Regions from separate parts of the Homo sapiens genome. Here all the other regions are linked to region 1. The links are chromatin contacts, found by Hi-C or POLR2A ChIA-PET in ENCODE. All regions are on one chromosome and are shown on one strand. The core of a region is the stretch at or near the end of the contact, and the rest is flanking DNA. Distances in the headings are between cores, read along the strand shown. Region 1 holds the start of RIPK1 (receptor interacting serine/threonine kinase 1). Region 2 has its middle 8.7 kb from the start of MIR4645. Region 3 holds the start of PSMG4 (proteasome assembly chaperone 4). Region 4 holds the start of SERPINB9-AS1 (SERPINB9 antisense RNA 1). Region 5 has its middle 34 kb from the start of SERPINB9.

The links. Hi-C counts contacts between places; a loop is a spot of excess contacts on that map. ChIA-PET counts read pairs that join two places held with the same protein, here RNA polymerase II (POLR2A). Pooled maps may share reads with other maps.
Region 2: a pooled map shows a loop between it and region 1 (4-fold over the local background). The contact joins the enhancer-like site here to the promoter of RIPK1 in region 1. A Hi-C loop is called at or near these places in 8 of 168 maps with a recorded cell type or tissue (A673, PC-9, ascending aorta and 5 more), 10 of 37 single-sample maps with no recorded cell type and 19 of 50 pooled maps. POLR2A ChIA-PET finds 5 or more read pairs at or near these places in 17 of 52 experiments (CD4-positive, alpha-beta T cell, CD4-positive, alpha-beta memory T cell, GM10248 and 12 more).
Region 3: a loop to region 1 is called in a map of B cell, with 17 times the contacts of the local background. The contact joins the promoter of PSMG4 here to the promoter of RIPK1 in region 1. A Hi-C loop is called at or near these places in 21 of 168 maps with a recorded cell type or tissue (B cell, CD4-positive, alpha-beta T cell, CD4-positive, alpha-beta memory T cell and 13 more), 37 of 37 single-sample maps with no recorded cell type and 34 of 50 pooled maps. POLR2A ChIA-PET finds 5 or more read pairs at or near these places in 12 of 52 experiments (CD4-positive, alpha-beta T cell, CD4-positive, alpha-beta memory T cell, GM12878 and 9 more).
Region 4: a loop to region 1 is called in a pooled map, with 2.6 times the contacts of the local background. The contact joins the promoter of SERPINB9-AS1 here to the promoter of RIPK1 in region 1. A Hi-C loop is called at or near these places in 1 of 37 single-sample maps with no recorded cell type and 3 of 50 pooled maps. POLR2A ChIA-PET finds 5 or more read pairs at or near these places in 10 of 52 experiments (CD4-positive, alpha-beta memory T cell, GM10248, H1 and 7 more).
Region 5: a loop to region 1 is called in a pooled map, with 3 times the contacts of the local background. The contact joins the enhancer-like site here to the promoter of RIPK1 in region 1. A Hi-C loop is called at or near these places in 8 of 168 maps with a recorded cell type or tissue (CD4-positive, alpha-beta memory T cell, CD8-positive, alpha-beta T cell, GM12878 and 3 more), 15 of 37 single-sample maps with no recorded cell type and 16 of 50 pooled maps. POLR2A ChIA-PET finds 5 or more read pairs at or near these places in 23 of 52 experiments (CD4-positive, alpha-beta T cell, CD4-positive, alpha-beta memory T cell, CD8-positive, alpha-beta T cell and 19 more).

The regions. Positions count from the first base shown.
Region 1 is chr6:3,067,062-3,069,743 of GRCh38, reverse strand. RIPK1 (receptor interacting serine/threonine kinase 1) reads right to left here and starts at 1,250. Exons shown (of 11, transcript NM_001354930.2): 1 at 1,083-1,250. RefSeq lists a silencer at 592-1,381.
Region 2 is chr6:2,861,546-2,864,045 of GRCh38, reverse strand. It overlaps the pseudogene SERPINB9P1. Among named protein-coding and RNA genes, the nearest start is that of MIR4645, 8.7 kb to the right of the region's middle. RefSeq lists an enhancer at 1,012-1,341. Within about 2 kb of position 1,250, at least 8 of the 41 ENCODE cell types and tissues checked have a DNase peak (open chromatin) inside an H3K27ac peak, as active enhancers do; they include CD4-positive, alpha-beta T cell, OCI-LY7 and natural killer cell, where a contact is called at or near this core.
Region 3 is chr6:3,257,610-3,260,291 of GRCh38, reverse strand. PSMG4 (proteasome assembly chaperone 4) reads right to left here and starts at 1,345. Exons shown (of 3, transcript NM_001128591.2): 1 at 1,096-1,345. The coding sequence starts at 1,269. RefSeq lists an enhancer at 636-765 and silencers at 886-985, 1,036-1,155, 1,276-1,525.
Region 4 is chr6:2,882,669-2,885,350 of GRCh38, reverse strand. It overlaps SERPINB9-AS1 (SERPINB9 antisense RNA 1), which reads right to left and starts at 1,363. Exons shown (of 5, transcript NR_110841.1): 1 at 1,270-1,363; 2 at 511-640.
Region 5 is chr6:2,935,787-2,938,468 of GRCh38, reverse strand. No RefSeq gene overlaps it. Among named protein-coding and RNA genes, the nearest start is that of SERPINB9, 34 kb to the right of the region's middle. Within about 2 kb of position 1,333, at least 4 of the 41 ENCODE cell types and tissues checked have a DNase peak (open chromatin) inside an H3K27ac peak, as active enhancers do; they include CD8-positive, alpha-beta T cell, where a contact is called at or near this core.

The sequences.
Region 1 (2,682 bases), core at 1-2,500:
CACCGTGCCCGACGCAGTATTCCACATTTCTAACAAGACAATTTCCTCTTGACTCAGTCCATCTTCCTAGCAGTCACAGAATGCAGATGAGTACTAAGACATTGCACATTTCAAAGTTCACTTCCTGCCTTGGCTTCTTCAAGTGTAAGTCAGGGAAGAATTAATCATTGGAACAGCCTCCTGCTTTGCCCAAAATAAAAAAGAGCTCTGATTAAGGGAGAGCCAAATGGTCAGCAAGAGAGAAAGAACTAACAACCCCAGACCTCCCCCTGCCCCCGCAACCCCCGCATCCCTGTGAGGCTTTGTCAAATGCTTAGGGAAGGAGGATGCAGCCTATCCTCTTCCCAACCCTCAAGAGGGTCCGCAGCACTTCACAAAAGCACCTGCCAGTGACAGAAGCCTGCTAGGGTTACCACATTCGTCCCCTCAGTCGTCTAAGATCACGCAGAAATGCTTTTGTTTTTGGAACCTGCTGCGGCCTCAAGCGCAACAGTAAAAGGCCCTTTCAAAGGGCTGGTAAGGGAAGAGCCCAAACTGTTTTTTCTTAATGATAGGGCACTAGGAGCCCACCTTCTCCACCAAAACAACATTAATGGCGTGTGGGACTGCCTATTCCACCCTCACGCGGTAACCGCGGCCCAAAGGCAGGTCTCCGCCCGCTACCAGTCCAGCGCCCCGACCTCTGGCACAGAGGCGGCCAGCGGACTCCGGATAAGCAGAGACACCTAGCGGAGCACCCCTGACTTCCGGGAGCGCCCGCGGCCCCGCCCACCGCCCGACTTCCGGTACCGGCGGGGCCCGCCCGCCGCGCGCACCCCGGGCAGAGTCCCTCTCCTTCCGGGAAGCCCGCGGCCGCCCCGGCCTCCACGCAAGCACCCGAGCGTTACTTTCGTTTCCGCGGCAAACGTCTGGAGGCCCGGGTGAGGGAAGAAGCGGCGGCGGAGGGTTGGGGATTACTCCGACGCCGCGGCAGCCTTGCCCGGGCGTGCTGGGGGAGGGCGCGCGAACCCCGACCAGGGGGGTCACCGGGACTGAGCCCGGCGGCCTCCGGAATGTTCCCCGCGCGGTGCCAGTCCGCTCACCGCGCCCTTCTCCGTGGCCGCGCCGTCCAGCCAAGTCCTGCCGCGCTCCGTCGGCCCCGCCCGGATGGCCGCGCTCTGGCGCCCCAGCTGTGGGTCCCCTGGAGTCGCCGCGCTCCGGCAGCTGGCCCGCCGTCCGCGTCGAGCGCGCCCGGCTGGAGGGCGTGGACTGTTCGCGCTGCCTCCTCCCCCTGCCCCGGCCCTTGCCGGGGAGGAGGACCGCGAGAGCGCCGCCCCGCCGCTCGTGGGACCTCGCGCCCGGGGTCTGAGTCCCGGAGCTCTCTTGCGGGCTAGAGGATCGCGGACTTTGTTTTCAAGCGAGTGGGGCGGCCTACGTAAAAGAGGAAACCGAAACCTCCGCGCGCACGAGAGGGAGAAGGGTCTGGAGGGAAGCACTGGGTGGATTACAGCGGGGGCGCTATCCGGAGGATTCAGAGCTCTGCGGGTTAGCATAGGCAAGTTAGCATTCCTCTACCTTCATCTGTAAAGTGGGGCTGTTGAGGAGGAAATGTGATTATTTTGCAGCCCTTTAAAATGGTAATTGTGAAGTCTCGAGCAAAGTTGGAACTGCATGCTATTCATGTATATTAAAAATCAAATAATAAAATTATATGCACATCAGGCCGGGCGCGGTTGTTCACGCCTGTAATCCCAGCACTTTGGGAAGCCAAGGCGGGCGGATCACTTGAGGTCAGCAGTTCGAGACCAGCCTGGCCAACATGGTGAAACCCCATCTCTACTAAAAAATACAAAAATCAACTGGGCGTGGTGGCGGGCACCAGCAATCCCAGCTACTCGGGAGGCTGAGGCAGGAGAATCCCTTGAACCTGGGAGGTGGAGATTGTAGTGAGCCGAGATCGCGCCACTGCACTCCAGCCTGGGTGACAAGAGCAAGATTCCGTCTCAAAAGGAAAAAAAAAAAAAGCACAACAGGATTACATACTGTGAAAAGATATGTATGTCAAGAGAACTAGCCACGTTCACAACACGAGCCACAGACTGGGAGAAAATATTTGCAAAAGACATATCTGATAAAGCACTGTGACCCAAAATATACCAAAAAAAACCCTCTTAAAATGCAACAATATGAAAATGTACAACTTGATTAAAGGCGGGCAAAAGCTCTGAACATACACCTCACCATATGTATATGCATATGAAAAGATGCTCAACATCATGTCATTAAAGAATTGCAATTTAAAAAAACAAATACTATTACACATTTATTAGAATGGCTAAAATTCAGAACACTGACAACAACAAATGTTGATGAGGATCTGGAGCACAAGGAACTCCCATACATTCCTAGTGGGAATGCCTAATGTTAGAGTCTGGAAGACATTTTGGCAATTTCTTAACCAAGCTCTTCTTACCATAAGATGAAGCAACTCCACACCTTGGTATTTACCCAAACGAGTTGAAAGCTTATGCCCATACAAACACCTGTACAAGAATGTCTATAGCAGCTTTATTCATAATTGCCAAAACTTGAGGGCATCCAAGATATCACTTAATGGGTGGACAGATAAGCTGTGGTACATCTATACAATGGAATATTAAGTGCTAAAAAGAAATGAGCTCTGAAGCCACAAAAAAAAAAAAA
Region 2 (2,500 bases), core at 1-2,500, 210 kb after region 1:
GGAGTGATCCTGTATTCAGTGTGTCAAGTCCACCTCCCCTTGGGGAGCCTTAAGAAGCCTCAGCCTGGGGGGATCATGTATGGCCTTCCTCCTAGGAGATGTGTTTGGATGATTAAATCCACGAGTGTATCTCAGTCCTTGGTGCAATGCCTGGGGCCGGATAGGTCCAGCGAGGTTGGATGTCGGCATGTAATCCCAGATACCCCACCTTCCACAGCTGTGCATCAGTGTTTCAAAGGAAAGTGATCTACACAGTTTTATTAAATAAACAACAGCAGCAACTTGTGTGTGGGGTAGGGAGTCTTAAAATCAGCAAGGTAAGGATAGAACGATGTCTCCATGTCTATCTGTGCAGAAACTGTCTTGAAACACTAGGACACTGTCATGGGCTGGATTGGGTTGTTCTTCACTCCCCTCAATTCATATGTTAAATTCCTAACCTCCAGTATCTTGGAATGTGACTGTATTTGGAGACAGGGTTTTTACAGGGGTAATTAAGGCAAAATGAGGTCATTAGGTCACCCAATATGACTGGCGTCCTTATAAAAGGGTTAATTTGGACACGGACACATACAGAGGGAAAACACTAAAGAGCTATAGAGAGAGGAGGGCCATCTGCAAGTTAAGGAGGGAGGCCTGGAACATATTCTCCCTCTGAGTCCCAAGAAGGAACCCACCTTACTGACACCTTGATCTTAGACTTTCAGCCCTCAGAAATGAGACAATAAATACCTTTCTGTTGTTTAAGCTGCCCAGCCTAAAGTACTTTGTTATGTATGGCAGCCCTAGACAGTTAATACAAATATTAATATCAACAATTCGTCACAATGATTCCTTTTGGGTTTTTAAATGCAAATGAGTGCCTAAACACCAGAGATGATTTTCTCTTTAGCTGAATCATGTGAGTATTCTGAGTCAAGTTTATATTTTTAATAAGTTAAAACATTTTGCCTTCCCCTTTCCGTCATCTGGTTGTGGTCATCTGATTTGAATAACATCTGCTTTCTTTTAGAATGAGAACAAAGCCGTTACACTCATATATAAAATACCTTCTCACCACCTGTTTTGGGGGATTAATGGTAGTTTAAAAATTAAGTGCAACTCAAGTTGTGGCCAAGCAAGGCCGACTGACTTCCTGAGATGTTAGGATCCTGTTCTTGGGGCCACCTCATTTGTTTGCATGGCTCCAGGGGACACCTTTCACATTGGGTATGACTGGAGCATCATCCTTGAAGGTGGGTGACTCTGCAGCCCTGCCTACCCTCTGGTGACATCTGAAGTGTTGTTGACATCAGCTTTAATTCAGAGGAACTCTACACAAATGTCTTGGGTACTCCTGTGTGCTGAATACTGTGGGAAGACCATTCTTCAAGGACTTTATGATCCACTCCAAAGGTGGAAAGGCAAGCCCACCTTCAATATGACATAGAACATGGTAACAAAATAGATGTGTAAAGCACTTTTGCTACTTAGAAACACTTTAGATCCATTTGACTATTTGATTTTTTCTAGCTTTCTTGAGGTATAGTTGACAAACAAAAATTGTATACATTTGCAATGTACAATGTGATGTTTTGATATATGTCTTAGTCCATTTTGTGCTGCTATAACAGAATACCACAGACTAGGTAATTTATAAAGAACAGAAATTTATTTCCTCACAGTTCTGGAGGCAGGGAATCCAAGATTGAGGGTCTGGCATCTGGTGAAGGCCTTCTTGCTGCCTCGTCCCATGGTGGAAGGTGGAAGGCAAGAGAGGATGAGAGACAAAAGAAGGCCCAAATTGTCCTTTTATAAGGAATCCACTCCCCAGATAAATGCATTAATCCATTCATATGGGCAGAGCCCTCATGATCTGATCACCTCTTAAAGGTCTCACCTCTTAATACTGTTACAGTGGTAATTAAATTTCAACATGAGTTTGGGAGGGAACAAACATTTAAACCATAAATACAGATACATTGTGAAATGATCACCATAGTCAAGCAAATTAACATATCCTCCACATTTACTTATCATTTGTGTATGTGATGAGAACATTCAGGATCTACTCTTAGCACATCTCAAGCATACATTCTCATGAACTTTCATAGCCATGCTGTACCTTAGATTTCCAAAATGTGTTAACTTTGAGTACCTTAAACTTTTTGAGGTAGTCTGTCACGCAGGCTGAAATGCAGTGGTGTGATCTCAGCTCACTGCTACCTCCCCCACCTGTGTTCAACTTATCTTTCCACTTCAGCCACTCAAAGTACTGAGATTACAGGTGTGAGCCAGAATGCTCAACCCATAATTCAAACTTTATACCCTTTTGTGACCGGGAATTGGTGGGGTTTTGGTCTCACTGACTTCAAGAACAAAACCGCAGACCCTCATGATGTGTTATAGCACTTAAGGTGGCACATCTGGAGTCTGTCCTTTATTGATGTTCAGATGTATTTGGAGTTTTTTTTTTCTGGTGGGTTCACGGTCTTGCTGGCTCAGGAGGCAAGCTGCAGAC
Region 3 (2,682 bases), core at 96-2,595, 190 kb before region 1:
TATATATATATATACAATTTAAGACAAGGTTATACTGGAGTAGGATGGGCCCTTAATCCAACATTACTGATGTCCTTATGAGAAGAGTCGGGCTCACTGAGGAAGGAGGATCATCACTTGAGGCCAGGAGTTCAAGAACAGCCTGGGCAAAATAGTGAGACCCCCATCTCTACAAAAAAACACAATTAGCCAGGTATGGTGGCACATGTCTGTAGTCCTAGCTACTCGGGAGGCTGAGGAAGGAGGATCACTTAAGCCCAGGAGTTTGAGGTGACAGTGAGCTATAATAATGACACTGTACCCCAGCCTGGGTGACAGTGAGAGACCTTGTCTACAGATCTTTGAGAATAAACCTCTGTTGTTTTAAGCCACGCGGTCTGTGGCACTTTCTTACAGCTGCCTCAGGAAACCAGGAGAAACCAGGCGGCGACACGCAAAGCCGGAAAGGCGGGAGAGGAGGGGAAATGATAATGTCCCAGGCTTGGCCCAGCGCGGCAGGGTGAAGGTGAGGGCGGCTTGGGTTTTGTCTGCTTTGACTGGCGGCAGTGCCTAGGGACTCAGCACGTGGAGTGTGAAGAAAGAGGAATCAAAGACAACTGCGAGGCTCTGAACGCACAGCCAGGAAGATGGAGCTGCCATCACAGCGCCAGTCAGGCGGAGGAGGGAGCAGGTTTGGAGAAGAGAGCCTGATGTGTGCCTAGTGCGAAATGCCTGAGACATCCAGTGGAGACGCAAGAGTCCCCAAAAAATTATCAGTGTGCTCAAAATCCAGATGGCAGGAGAGCTACGAGGCAGACGCGTCCCCCAGCGAGCGTGTGGCGAGGACAGACCCAAGACATTCTGACCTACAGAGACCAGTGCGGGACGCAGCTGCGGGGCGGCGGGACAAGGAGAGGGGCCCGGGGCCCGCGCGCAGCTCCCGAGGTGGTGCAGGCCCTGGCGCCCGCGGGCTTCCTAAGACATCCCACGGGTGGGCTTCGGGGGAGTAGGGCGCCCTGTGGACCCAAGAGAAGCCTGGGGGGCTGCAGCTCGCGCAGGCCCGGCGCCCCCGCGCCCCCGCCCCGCCGCCCGCACCCTCGGCCGCCAGGCACTCACGTAGCGGCTGCACATGGCCACGGCGAGGTTGCGCAGGTGCGGCGTGGCCCCCACCCACAGGAACAGCGAGTCCGTCAGCCGCATGACGTGGAAGTGGACCAGCTGCTCCCACAGCCTCGCGCTGAAGTTGTGCAGGGAGACGTCCCCGCCGGCGGCGACAACCAGCCCCTCCATGCCGCCCCACGGCTCCCGGCCCACAGCGCCAGACCCGGGTCCTCGCCGCTGCCAGCCCCGCCAGACCCGATGGAGCGAGCACCGAGAGACCGAGCGCGCTTTCGCTTTCGGCCCCGGAAGGGCGGGGGTGAGGGGCGTGGTCGGGGAGGGGCGATCCCGGGCTTGGGTTGGGGGCGTGGTCGAGGCGGGGCGGCTGCCGGCCCTGGGCGGAGTAGCTGTCCCTGGTTGTCTTGCTGGCCTCTCCCGCACACCAGTACCTCTCTGGACGGGCTGGGGAAACCCACTTGAGTAGCAGAGTGCGACAGTGACCTCTAGGAGTCCACGGGCGCCCAGCAGAACTCACCCTCGCTTTGTTTCCCCCCACCCCCTAATTATTACTGACGCGGGGCATTCAAGGGCTGAAGCCAGCCGCACCGTCCTCCCAGGCCGTGACACTTCGCCCTACAGACATTAATTTAATTAAAAATTTAAAAAGACTGATTTTTAATTAGTTCTTCAAGCACTCTGAGAACGGCCACCTCCCGTCCCACCTCCTCCTCCTAGCAGCCCTTTAACTCCAAGGAGGCTTCGACGGCACCCAGCCCTAATTAAGAATGGCAACGGTATTGGGAGAAAGCCTTTAGAAAGGAAAATTGTGTCAACTAAGTTGGCAGGAGGATGGGCAGGCACCCTTTTGGACGCCGAGTCCCAAGCTGCAGTCATGTACATGGCCTCGGGCTACCCCCTTAACCTCTCTGAGACTCAGTTTCCTCATCTGCAAAATGCAAATAAGAACAGGTGCCTTTCGGAGACGTGGAAAGGATCTCAAGAGAGATTAATGGGAAGCACCAACAATCATCCAATCATCCCATTGTCATACCTATGGGGAGACCCCTTGAACACTTCAGGACATTACAGAGTTGAGAAAAGGAAGCCTTGATGGGTTAAGAGAGAAGGTGGTAAAAGAAAACAGCCCATTTTGTCAGATTCTGTTACAACTGACTTTAGAGATTTAACTTGGAACTATAAAAGGTCTGCTTTAAAAATCTCTAATAGATCTAAGTTGACTAAATTGAAATTTAAGAGGGCATTTTCCATAGTTCTATTTGCTAATTATCGATGATTCAATAATACAGTTAATTTTCAGGTCAATATTTTAACAGCTTTATTAAAATGTGATTAACATACAATAACTGCACATATATAGTGTACAAATTGAAGTCTTGACACGTTATAGCCAGTGAAATCATCATCACAATCCACAAAGTGAACGCGTCCAGTACTCCCTCCTGCCCTCAGTAATGACTCCTGCCCCCAACCACTGATCTGCTTCCTGCCACACAGATTAGTCTGCATTTTCCAGAGTTTTGTATCAGTGGAATCACACAGTATGTACTGTTTTTTGTCCAGCTTCTTTCCTTCATCATAATTATC
Region 4 (2,682 bases), core at 114-2,613, 180 kb after region 1:
GAGAGGTTTAAAAGGTGACACTTTTCATTGCTAACAGAGGTTGTCTCTGAGATAGGTTTGGGGAAGGAGATGTGGGAAAAAACCTTCCATTTTTTGCCTTCTATATTTCTGTAATATTTAAAATTTTAACAAGGAAAATCTAATTCTGTAGCCTGCACATAATCTAAAGAAAGAAGAACTCCATTATACAACCATATATCTAATATTAAGTGACATGGTATTGAAATTGAAATAAAATCCATATAAATGGTTTTTGAAAATATCTGTTTATCCTTGGTTTTTATAAAAGTTTTTAATGAGAATGGCATTTGAACATTGACTTCCCCTTTTCATGAATAAAGTCTATTTCTGCCTTTTCTTATGTTTAAGAGCTGTTTTTATTTCCTGTTCTGTGAATTGGCTTCATATACTTCACCCATATTTTTCTTCAGGAGTGTAGGCCTAGTATGCATGGATGAGTAGAAGCATTTTTTATACTCAAGGAATTAAGCCGAGCACAGTGGCACGTACCTGTAGTCCCAGCTGCTTGGGAGGCTGGGGCGGAAGAACTGCTTGAGCCCAGGAGGCTGTAGTGTGCTATGATTGTGCTTGTTAATAGCCAATGCCCTTCAGCCTGGGCAATGCAGTGAGGCCCCCATCTCTTAAAAAAAAATGGTAAGAAAGAGATTAGCCTTTTGTCTATGAAATGAATCATAAATATATCCCTAGATTGTTATTTGTATTTTATCTTGTTTACAGTATTTTCACCATGTGAAATTAGAGTTTTTATGTAGTCAAATTTATGAATCTTTTAGCTTCCAGGTTTTGTGACTGTTTATTCCTTCCTCAGCCAACTCCAATCTGGTTTGTGCTCCACCATTACACGAAATAAATGGTCACCAACACCCTCCTTGTTCCTAAGTTCAATAGAAACCTGACTTTTTGGCAATATTCTACCCTTTTGGAGACTTCTTCCTTAAGAAACACTTTTTGCTTTGGGTCCTGATCTTCCTTCTAGCTTCCTGGCCTCTCTTGCTTAGTCTCATTGTCCTGCCCTTTCCCTGGCCCATGCTTTAAATATTGCTATCCCTTGCGGGGCTGGCCTGAGTCTTCTTTCATCCACTTTCTCCCAAATTGGTCTGGCCCTCATCAATGACCTGACTGCCAGCCCAGAGCTCAGATCTCTCTCCTGAGCTCCAGACCCAAATCTCTACTTGCTCATCCTATCCTTCCATTTGGACACACAAGTATCTCTACCTCAATGTATCCAAAGCCAAGATTATTACCCACCTTCCCAACACACCTTCTTGGATTCACCAGAGCAGGGATCAAGTTCACTTCATCAGCTCTGCATACTGGACACCTCACTCAGTGTCTTCTGCTCCTTATGAATTATCAGTTGCATTAAACTGAAAGGCAAGACAATCCGTGCTGTTACCCAAGCTGGACAATGAGACACCTTCTTCCCCCGTCACTCTGTCATGCAAATTTAAATAGCACCTTTTGATACTGCCTACAGGTTGCCTATAGCAATCACTCAGTTGATTCCAACACATGTATTCTCACTTGTCTTCCTTCCTCTTCTTGCCTCCTCCAACCCATTCTCCACATTCCTTGCAGAGAAGTCTTTCCTAAAAGTAAATCTAGGTAATCCTAGCTGCTACAACATAAACCTGCAGTCTCAATAGTGTAACACAATGGAAATCTATTTCTTGCTCACATAAAATAAAAAATAAAAAATGAGGTGTCCAGTATGCAGAGCTGATGTATATATATATATATATCTCACAGTTTCTTTACCCATTCATTGACTGATGGGCATTTGGGTTGGTTCCAGGATTTTTGCAATTGTGAATTGTGCTACTATAAACATGCATGTACAAGTATCTTTTTTGAATAATGAGTTCTTTTCCTCTGAGTAGAGGGAATCCCATTACCCAGTAGTGGGATTGCTGGATCAAATGGTAGTTCTACCTTAAGTTATTTAAGGAATCTCCACACTGTTTTCCATAGCGGATGTACTAGTTTACATTCCCATCAGCAGTGTAGAAGTGTTCGCTGATCACTGCAGTGTTCCCTGATCACCGCATCCATGCCAACATCTAATGTCTTTTTGATTTTTTGATTATGGCCATTCTTGCAGGAATAAGGTGGTATCACATTGTGGTTTTGATTTGCATTTTCCTGATCATTAGTGATCTTGAACATTTTTTCTTTCTTTTTTTTTTTTTTTTTTTTGAGATGGAGTTTTGCTCTGTCACCCAGATTGGAGTGCAGTGGCGCGATCTCCACTCATTGCAACATCCGCCTCCCAGGTTCAAGCGATTCTCCTGCCTCAGCCTCCTGAGTAGCTGGGATTACAAGCACATGCCACCACACACGGCTAATTTTTGTATTTTTAATAGAGACGGGGTTTCACCATGTTGGTCAGGCTGGTCTCGGACTCCTGACCTCATGATCTGCCTGCCTTGCCCTCCCAAAGTGCTGGGATTACAGGCATGAGCCACTGCGATTGGCCTTGAGAAATGTCTATTCATGCCAGCCCAATTTTTGATGGGACTGTTTCTTTTTTTCTTGCTAATTTGTTTGAGTTTCTTCTAGATTCTGGATATTAGTCCCTTGTCAGATGTATGGATTGTGAAGATTTTCTCCCACTCTGTGTGTTGTCTGTTTACTCTGTTGACTGTTCCTTTTGCTGTGCAA
Region 5 (2,682 bases), core at 84-2,583, 130 kb after region 1:
ATAGATGAGGTAATGCGTATGGGAATTAGCTTGTTTTAGCCATTCCACTGATATGGAAGGGTGTGCTCTCTTTAAATAACATGGCGGGGGGGGGAAGGGCGTGGTCCCTGGCTAGGGCTCCAACCCTGGGCCTGTGCCCACGGACCTAGTTGAGGACAGGCATTTTTGTTTTCCTGCCCCAATGTTGCACTTCTCAAGACCACCCTGGCCTGCCACGCCCCTACCCTGTGCCTGTAAAACCCTGAGACGCTAGCAGGCAGACACACAGGTGGCTGCATATCGAGAGGAGTACATCAGTGGAGGAACACACGAGCGGCTGGAAGTTGAGAGGAATGGGATGCACCAGCAGGCACCGGCATGCAGGCAGGCCATCCACCGGCAGAACAACGCAGTTTGACGGGGGCAGTTGAAGGAGAGCCCAGGTTGCCAGACTTACCTTGCACTCATTCTCCAAGCCCACATGTGATCCGATTCTTCTGGTACACCAAGGCAGGAACCCCAGGATACAGAAAGCCCTCTGTCCTTGCGATAAGGTAGGGGTCTGATTGAACTGGTTAACACAAGCCACCTATGGATAGCTAAACTAAAAAAGCACTCTAACACATGCCCAGTGGAGCTTCAGGAGTTGTAAACATTCAGCCCTAGACACTGCAAAAGGGTTGGAGCCCCACAGCCTACCTGTCTGTATTCTCTCCTAAAAGTTGGAGCAGCAGGGCACTAAAGTGAGCCATCAGCCCCATCACACATCCCGAGAGGAACAAGGGAACTTGCCCAGTTTCACTACCATGTAAGCATGTATCAAAACATAACATTGCAAAAGTCTACACAACTATTACTTGTCCATTTTTTAAAAATTCACTGCAAGTGATTTTTATTAGAGGACCTAAGACTGTCAAATCGTTCTTTAAAAATGTTTGGAAAAGATCAAATTGAATTTTTAAAATTCACAATTTAAACTTTAAATATACGTTATTCTCAAAGTACAGTTATTTGCTATGCAGTGAATTGTGCCCAGCCCCCTCCACAAATTCATACGTTGAAACCTTAACACGTAATTCATGATTTTAAACGAGAAATTTTTACAGTTAAGGTTGCTAAAAACAACCATCACCAAAAACACTGTGCTGGTGGGTTCATTGGTCTTACTGACTTCGGGAATGAAGCCACAGACCCGTGTGGTGTTACAAGTTCTTTAAAGCGGTATGTCCTCCCTTTACTTCTTTCATGGTGGGCTTAGCGATCTCATCGGCTCAAGAGTAAAGCTCTAAAACATTCAGTGAGTGTCATAAACTACATAACGCCATACGCTCCTGATAGTTGTTTAACTCTACAAATGGGTTGGTTCTATTTTCATACCTTCAAAAACAAAACCACAGAGCTTTACAAAGAATGTTACAGCTCATACAGGAAACAAAACCGAAAAACAGCACATTTACTGAAAAAAAGAGAAAAAAAAAAAAAAAAGCAAGAAGAATAACCATTTTCACTACATTGAAGCAGATCTCAGCAAACATACCACGGCTAACTCCGACAGCCTGCTTTTATTCCCTTATCTGGCCCCACCCACATCTTGCTGATTGGTCCATTTTACAGAAAGCTGACTGGTCTGTTTTACAGAGAGCTGATTGGTCCGTTTTGCCAGGGTGCTGATTGGTGCGTTTACAATCCCTGAGCTAGACACAAAAGTTTTCCAAGTACCCACTAGATTAGCTAGACACAGAGCACTGATTGGTGCATTTACAAATCTTGAGCTAGACACAGGGTACTGATCGGTGCATTTCCAAACCTTGAGCTAGATACAGAGTGCCGATTGGTGTATTCACAATCCCTTAGCTAGACATGAAGGTTCTCCAAGTCCCCACCAGATCAGCTAGACACAGAGTGCTGATTGGTGCATTTACAAACCTCGAGTTAGATTAAGAGTGCTGATTGGTGTATTCACAATCCCTTAGCTAGACATAAAGATTCTCCAAGTCCCCCCAGATTAACTAGAATACAGAGTGCCGATTGGTGTATTTACAATCCCTTAGCTAGACAGAAAGATTCTCCAAGTCTCCACCAGATCAGCTAGACACAGAGTGCTGATTGGTGCATTTACAAAACTTGAGCTAGATACAGAGTGCCGATTGGTGTATTCACAATCCCTTAGCTAGACATAAAGATTTTCCAAGTCCCTAATAGACTCAGCAGCCCAGCTGGCTTCACCTAGTGGATCTCGCACTGGGGCCGTGGGTGGAGCTACCTGCCCATCCCATGCCGTGCGCCCGCACTTCTCAGTCCTTGGGCGGTTGATGGGACCGGGTGCCCTGGAGCAGGGGGCGGTGCTCGTTGGGGAGGCTCAGGCTGCGCGGGAGCCCACGGCGGCGGCGGTAACGCGGGGGAGACTTAGGCATGGTGGGCTGCAGGTCCCAAGCCCTACCCCGCAAGAAGGTAGCTAAGGCCCGGTGAGAAATCGAGCACAGCGCCGGTGGGCCAGCAGTGCTGGGGAACCCAGCACACCCTCCGCAGCTGTTGGCCTGGGTGCTAAGCCCCTCACTACCTGGGGCAGGTAGGGCCGGCCGGCGGCTCCGAGTGCGGGCCCGCCAACCCCACGCCCACCCGGAACTCTAGCTGGCCCGCAAGCGCTGTGCGCAGCCCCGGTTCCCACCCGTGCCTCTCCCTCCACACCTCCCCGCAAGCCGA